2 separate regions of the Homo sapiens genome follow, and region 2 is linked to region 1. A link is an interaction called in ENCODE POLR2A ChIA-PET data of the cell type or tissue named here. Cell type or tissue: Caco-2. All regions are shown on one strand.

The links. Peaks named below come from ENCODE experiments on the same cell type or tissue, not always from the same donor. Only the 100,000 strongest peaks of a DNase experiment are listed, where the experiment ranks them.
Region 2: POLR2A ChIA-PET joins it to region 1 with 5 read pairs; 2 of 35 experiments call an interaction of 5 or more read pairs at or near these places.

Annotation. Positions count from the first base shown.
Region 1 is chr19:5,580,343-5,584,342 of GRCh38, forward strand. No RefSeq gene overlaps it. Among named protein-coding and RNA genes, the nearest start is that of TINCR, 14 kb to the left of the region's middle. In Caco-2, no CTCF peak of the experiment used is centred here; a DNase peak (open chromatin) is centred at 1,754.
Region 2 is chr19:5,474,969-5,478,968 of GRCh38, forward strand. No RefSeq gene overlaps it. Among named protein-coding and RNA genes, the nearest start is that of ZNRF4, 22 kb to the left of the region's middle. RefSeq lists an enhancer at 1,313-1,482 and a silencer at 2,078-2,295. In Caco-2, no CTCF peak of the experiment used is centred here; no DNase peak of the experiment used is centred here.

The DNA.
Region 1 (4,000 bases):
TGTGAGATCCACCCTGCTGGGTTTCATTTCAGCTGAGTCTGTAAATATTTGGTCTGCTGTGGCCGGCAGCATACACGCAGGGGAAGCTTCAGTGCCTTTTACGAGCTCCCCGCGAGGCCTGATATGCGTTTTCTGTGGCTGGGTACACGGGGCACCCCAGTAGTTTCACAGCTCGTTGGCACGAGGTGGCTATGATTCCAAGACTGGAAGAAGCCGAGAGACACCATCAGTGGCTTCCAGCACTTAACTCCACAGCGTGCAGCATTTGAGAGGCCAAAGAGGGGCCTCTTGTTTTAAAAACTGTAATGCAACATTATAGATTACAGCTGCAGTAGAAATCGAGCCCAGCGATTCCCCTTCCCTAAGTCTATGGGCCACACTTAATTTCTTAAAGGGCAGAGGGGAGGGATTTCTGTTGGGCAAGGAGTGGGAAGCCCTGGTTTAGACCTGTCTCTTGCTAAAAAAATTCAAAGAACCACAACCACTTGCTATGCACCTACTGTATGCCAGATATTGCATAAAGCACTTTTTTATTTTTTTGAGATGGAGTCTCATTCTGTCTCCCAGGCTGGAGTGCAGTGGTGCGATCTTGACTCACTGCAACCTCCGCCTCCCAGGTTCAAGCGATTCTCCTGCCTCAGCCTCCTTAGTAGCTGGGATTACAGGCATGCGCCACCATGCCCAGCTAATTTTCATATTTTTAGTAGAGATGGGGTTTCACCATGTTGGCCAGGCTGGTCTCGAACTCCTGACCTCAGGTGATCTGCCCACCTCACCCTCCCAAAGTGCGGGGACTACTGGCGTGAGCTACCGTGCCCGGCCAAAACCTGCTTTTTTTTTTTTTTTTTATGGAGTCTCGCTCTGTCACACAGGCTGGAGTGCAGTGGTGCGACCTCAGCTCACTGCACCCTCCATCTCTGTGTTCAGGCGATTCTCCTGTCTCAGTCTCCTGAGTAGCTGGGACTACAGGTGCCTACCACCACACCCGGCTAATTTTTGTGTTTTTAGTACAGACGGGGTTTCACCATGTTGGCCAGGCTGGTCTCAAACTCCTGAGCTCAGGTGATCCACCCGCCTCACCCTCCCAAAGTGCTGGGATTACAGGCATGAGCCACCGCGCCCGGCCAAAACCTGTATTTTAAAAGGCTGTGCACTGGGGAGATGCAGATGCCTGCCCCAACGATGCTTATGTGGTGGAGAGTGCCGACAATAAACAATGCTTTAGCGAGTGGTCAGAGCCACGAGGACAGGCAGGTGTGACAAGGCAGAGGGTGATGAGGCGCTGCTGATCCAGTGGTCAGAGGAGACCTCTTGCAGGGGGCAGAATTTGAAGGGGCTGGGCATGTGTGGCTGGTCTCCTCAGTCACAGCCAGTGCCACGCTGTTCTTTTTTGAGACAGCCCTGTCGCCCAGGCTGGAGTGCAGTGGTGTGATCACAGCTCACTGCAGCCTCTGCCTCCTGAGCCCAAGTGATCCTCCCTCCTCAGCCTCGTGGGTAGCTGGGACTACAGGTGTACACCAGCAGCCCAGCCAATTTTATTTTTTTGTACAGATGGGGTCTTGCTACATTACCCACACTGCTCTCAAACTCCTGGGCTCCAGTGATCCTCCCACCTCAGCCTCCCAAAGTGCTGGGATTACAGGCATGAGCCACCGGGCCCTGGTTCACAGACCACCCAGGAAGCTCTCCCAGGAGGGCAATGTCTCGGGTCCTCAGTACCTTATGCTCCACTGAACCCGGCAGCTGCTGTGTCAATATTTGCAGGTGGAGGCAAACACAGGGCAGCTGCATCTCACGAGGATTTGAGGAGTACGGAGAAGCGGCTCTTGGTGCTCCCGGGAGTAATTTAGGGGCAGTTTCTGGCCCAGTATTGCTGTCTCTGGAAGCACTGTAGGACATGTAGAGTTATCCTTGGGGTCAACTCTAAAGGCCAAGCGCATGTGCAAAATTATGTACACACTCACGTACGCAGCTTGCTCACTGGTGCCCCAAACACCTATCCCTTCACCACCGTGTGACCGCGGCACGGGGTGCCCTGACAACCGGGGAGGCTGAGGAGAAGGGACCTCGGGCTGCAGCCTCAGCTCCATGGCTCGCTACCTCTGGGCGGGTCTCAGCCTCCCTCGGGCTCAGAACCTTCTTCTGCGCTTGACTTTCCCAGGAATTGACTCCAGTTTCCCAGGGAGCTGCACTGGGCTATGTCTGGGTTTGGTGATGTTGTGTGGCGTCCGTAGGTGTCCTCATATAAATTGGTGGCTGGCCAGGGGGACTAGAGATGTCTAACTTGCTTGACTGGTAAGCACATCAGGTGCTTCCCAAAGTGGATTCTGTTGTACACCAGGGTGACGGACAAGGATGCCCACGTCCTAATCCCTGGGACCTATGAACACATTGGTCTCCAAGACAAAGGGACCTTGCAGATGTGATTAAGGTGAAGGAATTCGTGGCTGGGTGTGGTGGCTCATGCCTGTCATCCCAGCACTTTGGGAAGCCAAGGCAGGAGAATCACCCGAGGCCACGAGTTTGAGACCAGCTTGGCCAACATGGGGAAACCCCATCTCTACTAAAAATACAAAAACTAGCCAGGCATGGTGGCAGGTACCTGTAATCCCAGCTACTTGGGAGGCTGAAGCAGGAGAATCGCTTGAACCCGGGAAGCGGAGGTTGCAGTGAGCCAAGATTGTGCCACTGCACTCCAGCCTGGGCAACACGGCACGGCTTCATCTCAAAAAACAAAGAGAAAAGCTCTCCTAGTCCACCCAGCTGACCAAAGAAATGGCTGAAGGGCTGAGGTCTGAACCCACCCAGCAGTGAGAGCAGAATCCGAACCCTGATTTGTCACCATCGTATGACCAGGTAGGAACAGCCTCACCTCTCCCGTGGGTCACTGGGACTCAAGGAAGCCCTGCCCCTCAATCCGGCAAACCTGTTAAAAGGCACGGCATCCCCGTTAAACGTCGACTTTATGGTTGTTGGGTTTTTTTGGAATCAAAAGGCCCTGTTCTAACTTTGCCTTTGAAATTATGTGACTAGGAGTCATGCATGCAATTTGAGACTGGCAATCATCGTGGAGGCTTGGGAGTTCCTTGGGAATAAGAAAATCTAACCTAGGAGCTGTTTTGAAATGTAATGAAATCTTTATGAATACAAAATTTAGCAATTGGTGAAGTTGACACATTTTGTAGCTGTGGAGACATTTCGTAAGGTCTTAATTCTACTTTTTCTTTCTTTTTTTTTTTTTTTTGAGATGGAGTTTCGCTCTTTCACCCGGGACTAGAGTGAAGTGGCGCGATCTCGGCTCACTGCAACCTCCGCCCCCCAGGGTTCAAGAAGTCTCCTGCCTCAGCCTCTCGAGTAGCTGGGATTACAGGCACCCACCACCATGCCTGGCTAATATTTGTATTTTTAGTAGAAATGGGGGTTTCCCCATGTTGGCCAGGCTGGTCTCGAACTCCTGACCACAGGTGACCTACCCGCCTCAGCCTCCAGAAGTGCTGGGATTCGAGGCATGAGCCACCGCGCCAGGCCATAAGGTCTTAATTCTGATTCTGCTGTTTTCTTTCTGTATGGCTGGAGCTGGTCATTTCCTCACCGGGACCCCCTCCAGACCTCTGGCATTGCATTTCGCCAGGGCCCCTGTGAAACATGAGCACCCGAGGCTCTATTCCTGTAGGGCTCCCCAGGGCCTGCCAACATGTATTAAGCATTTACTGTATGCCAAGCTTTTTATGTGGATTAACTAATCTTTGTAAAGATCCCATATGGCAACTACAATGATTACTCCCTCCTTCCAGTTAAAGCAGCTAAAGCAGACAGTAATGACCTGCCCGTGGGCAGGCAGGTAGTGAGAAGGCTGGGTGCCAGGCAGTTGGCTCCTAAACTTGCTCTCAAGAAGCTCCCTGTTTCTGCCCCAGTGGCTCTCATTCCCGTGATGCCCCCACAGCTCCCCCTCCCCTTTAAAAATGTCTTTAAAACGATGGGAAATGATACATAACAAAAT
Region 2 (4,000 bases), 110 kb before region 1:
CCAGGTAGTCTGGGACGGCTACTCTAAAGAGGTGACCTTGGAGTTCCAGTTGAGTGGGGAGCAGCCTTGAGATGCTCTAGGGCAAGAAAGGGCATTCCAGGCTGGATTGCTTCTAAAAAGCTTGGCCTATTTGAAGAATGCCAGACAGACAGTGTGGCTGGAGTGAGCTGGGAGGAAAGCAGAGGAGAAGGACCTGATTGGGGGTTCTGGACCCCCCAGAACACTGAAGACAACAGTGACAGCTTTCATTATTATTTCTATTATTATTATTTTGTAGAAATGGGGTCTTGCTATGTTGCCCAGGCTGGTCTCGATCTCCTGGCCTCAAGCGATCCTCCCACCTCAGCCTCCTGAGTAGCTGGGACCTCAGGCACATGCCATCACACCCAGCTAATTTTTTTTTAATTTTTTGCAGAGATCGGATCTCGCTATGTTGCCCAGGCTGGTCTTGAACTCCTGGCCTCAAGCAATTCTCCTGCCTCAGCCTCCTGAAGTGCAGGGATTACAGGTGTGAACCACTGTGCCCTGCCAGAGCCCTAGAGTTTTAATCTTGATCTAAGGAAATAGCAAGTCATGGCAGGGCTTTCAGCAGGGGAGGGACAAAATCAGATGGACAGGGTGGTGCAGCAGACAGAACAATGCCGCCCAAAGATGTCCACATCCTAATTCTTAGAACAGAATCCTTAGACTGTATTATGTTACATGATGTAGTGGGTTGAAAAGCACACTCCTAGGCCGGGCATGGTGGCTCAGCCTGTAATCCCAGCACTTTAGGAAGCTGAGGTGGGGGCGGATCATGAGGTCAGGAGTTCGAGACCAGCCTGGCCAACGTGGCGAAACCCCGTCTCTACTAGAAATACAAAAATTAGCTGGGCATGGTGGCATGTGCCTGTAATCCCAGCTACTCAGGAGGCTGAGGCAGGAGAATTGGTTGAACCTCGGAGGCGGAGGTTGCAGTGAGCTGAGATCATGCCACTGCACTCCAGCCTGGGCAATGGAGCAAGATTCCGTCAAAAAAAGAAGGAAGGAAGGAAGGAAAGGAGGGAGGGAGGGAGGGAGGGAGAAGCACGCTCGTCTGCCCCATCAAATTCACGTCCATCCAAAATCTCAGAATGGCATTGTATTTAGAGATAGCATCTTTGCCAGCCTGGACAACACGGTGAAACCCTGTCTCTCCAAAAACTACAAAAATTAGCCGGGCATGGTGGCTCGCACCTTGTAGTCCCAGCTTACTCGGGAGGCTAAGGTGGGAGGTTTGCTTGAGCCTGGGAGTTTGAGGCTGCAGTGAGCTATGATTGCACCACTGCACTCCAGCCTGGGCGACAGAGCAAGACCCTGTCTCCAAAAAGAAAAAGAAAAAAAAAGAAATAGGGTCTTTGCAGATGAAATTATCCTGGATGTAGAGTGGCCCAAAATCTAACAACTGGTGCACTTATATAAGAAGAAGCGGGGCCAGGCACAGTGGCTCACACCTGTAATCCCAGCACTTTGGGAGGCCGAGGCGGGCAGATCGCTAGGTCAGGAGATCGAGACCATCCTAGCTAACACGGTGCAACCCCATCTCTACTAAAAATACAAAAAATTACCCGGATGTTATGGCGGGCGCCTGTAGTCCCAGCTACTCGGGAGGCTGAGGCAGGAGAATGGTGTGAACCCGGGAGGAGGAGCTTGCAGTGAACCAAGATTGCACCACTGCACTCCAGCCTGGGCGACAGAGCGAGACTCTGTCTCAAAAAAAAAAAGGAGAGGCGGCCGGGTGCGGTGGCTCACACCTGTAATCCCAGCACTTTGGGAGGCTGAGGGGAGAGGATCATTTGAGGCCAGGAGTTCAAGACCAGCCTGGACAACATAGCAAGACCTCCATCTCTAAAAATACATTTTTTAAAAGAATAAAATGAAGCAAAATAAACCCCCTGCCACAATCCTGTTCCCTGGGGTGACCCCCCTTGACGTTCTGGTGTGGATGCTTCTGGAATGTTCTCCGGTGTCATTCTGCTCTGTCCTCCGGCCCCCACCCACGTGTCCAGGATGTGAGTCCTCGTCCGCTACCACACCAGACCTCACCCTTCATCACGGCTGCATAGCCTTCCTTTTCAGGGATGATAGAGGTCACCTGCCCCCCAGTGACGGGTTTCTGGTCATTTCTGGTTATTTGTCTGTCAACGCTGAAGTGAAGGCTGCTGGACGCATCTCTCTGTTGCTCTAAAACCCTAACTTACAGAGGCCCAGTCTGGTTTATTTTTAATCTTTTCTTTTTTTCTTTTTCTTTTTCTTTTTCTTTCTTTTCTTTCTTTTTTTTTTTTTTTTTTTGAGACGGAGTCTCATTCTGTAGCCCAGGCTGGAGTGCAATGGCGTGATTTCAGCTCAATGCAACCTCCACCTCCCAGGTTCAAGCCATTCTCCTGCCTCAGCTCCCCCAAGTAGCTGGGACTACAAGCGCACGCCACCACACCTGGCTAATTTTTTTTTTTTTTTTTTTTTTTTAGTAGAGACATGTTTTTGCCATGTTGACCAGGCTGGTTTCAAACTCCTGACCTCAAGAGATCCACCCACCTTGGCCTCCCAAAGTGCTGGCATTACAGGCATGAGCCACTGCACCTGGCCTGCTTTCTTTGGAATGGTCTGCTTTATTTTGAATTTCAAGCGATTCTGCTGACACGAGGCGCAGACAGAGTTGGTTCTGAGTCCCCTGGCCCTTCGCCAGTGCCCTGAGCCAAGGGAGGGTACAGGGCTCTCTTCCTCCACCTCCAGGCCACCACTCTGCCCCCCTCCAACCCATTCCCCCAACACAGACAGTGGGATCTGTTTATTCATAAAGTAGATCACGTCCCTCTCCTACTCAAATCCCTCCCAGGGATCCCTAGTACCACTTGAATAAAACCCGAAGTCCTCCCCACAGCCCGTAAAGCCCTGCACACCTTGCCCTGTCCCTTCCCTACTTTGCCCTGTCCCCTCCCTGCCCTCTCCTCCTCCTCACCCCCTCCTCTCCCCCTCCTCACTCTGCTGCAGCCACACGAGCCCCCTCGCTGTTCCTCCAACACGCCAGGGTCTGTCCTGCCCCAGGGCCTTGGCACTGATGGTGCCTCCTGCTCACCCCCTTGTCCAGGCAAACGCCTCATTTTGCAAATCACAGCTCCAATATCATTTACTCATTCCATACTTACGGAGGAGAGAAAGAAAGAGAGAGAGGCTGGGGTGTCTGAGAGAGGATGTCGGAGGGGAAAAGCTAGGCAGGGGGCTGGAGGGGAGGGGCGGGGTGTGGACAGGCTTGCAGGGGGGCGTCTCGGAGGCTGATGAGGCAGCTGGGACAGAGGTGGGGGCGGCGGCCCCCGGATGTGTGCAGCCCCCTGCCGCCCACCCCCCCAGCAGCGCGCTGGCTGCTGCCCGTCAACACTCGCCAGAGATGCGGGAAATATTTTCTCTCCGGCTGACACTTTTGGCAAAATACAATTCCTCCAGCTTTTTTCCGTGCAAAAAACATGTCCATCAAACCCGTCCCTGCGGCGCCTGTGGAAGAGGGAGGCCGCTGGATTGGGTCCGGGAATTGCGGGAATGGCTCCGGGGAGAGATGGCAGCCTCCCCGCCCCGCTCTCTCTCGCTCTCTCTGCAGTCAGAAGGCGACATAAAAACAGTAAGAAAAATAGTTAAAAGCCCACCGCGTGTTCAGTCAGCGCTGGACTTTCTCCTATCTATGCCTGCTCCATGTGCCTGCACAACCCTACTGCTATTAGCCCCGGGTTTCCGATAAGAATGCTGAGCCCAGAGAGGGGAAGACGCTTCCCCAAGGTCACACAGCACAGTTGGGATTTGAATTCAGATCCTACATGACCTCCCCAGGGGTGCCTCGAAGAGCCTCTACTGAGGAGGGAGAGGAAAGGAAAAGCAACGGACACCAGAGGGATCAGCAGATGTAAGAGTTTCAAGCAGGCTTCATGCAATAGCTCCTGAAGCCCTCAGTTAAATCCTCTGTAGCCAGCAGCCCTCAGTTAAATCAAGATGT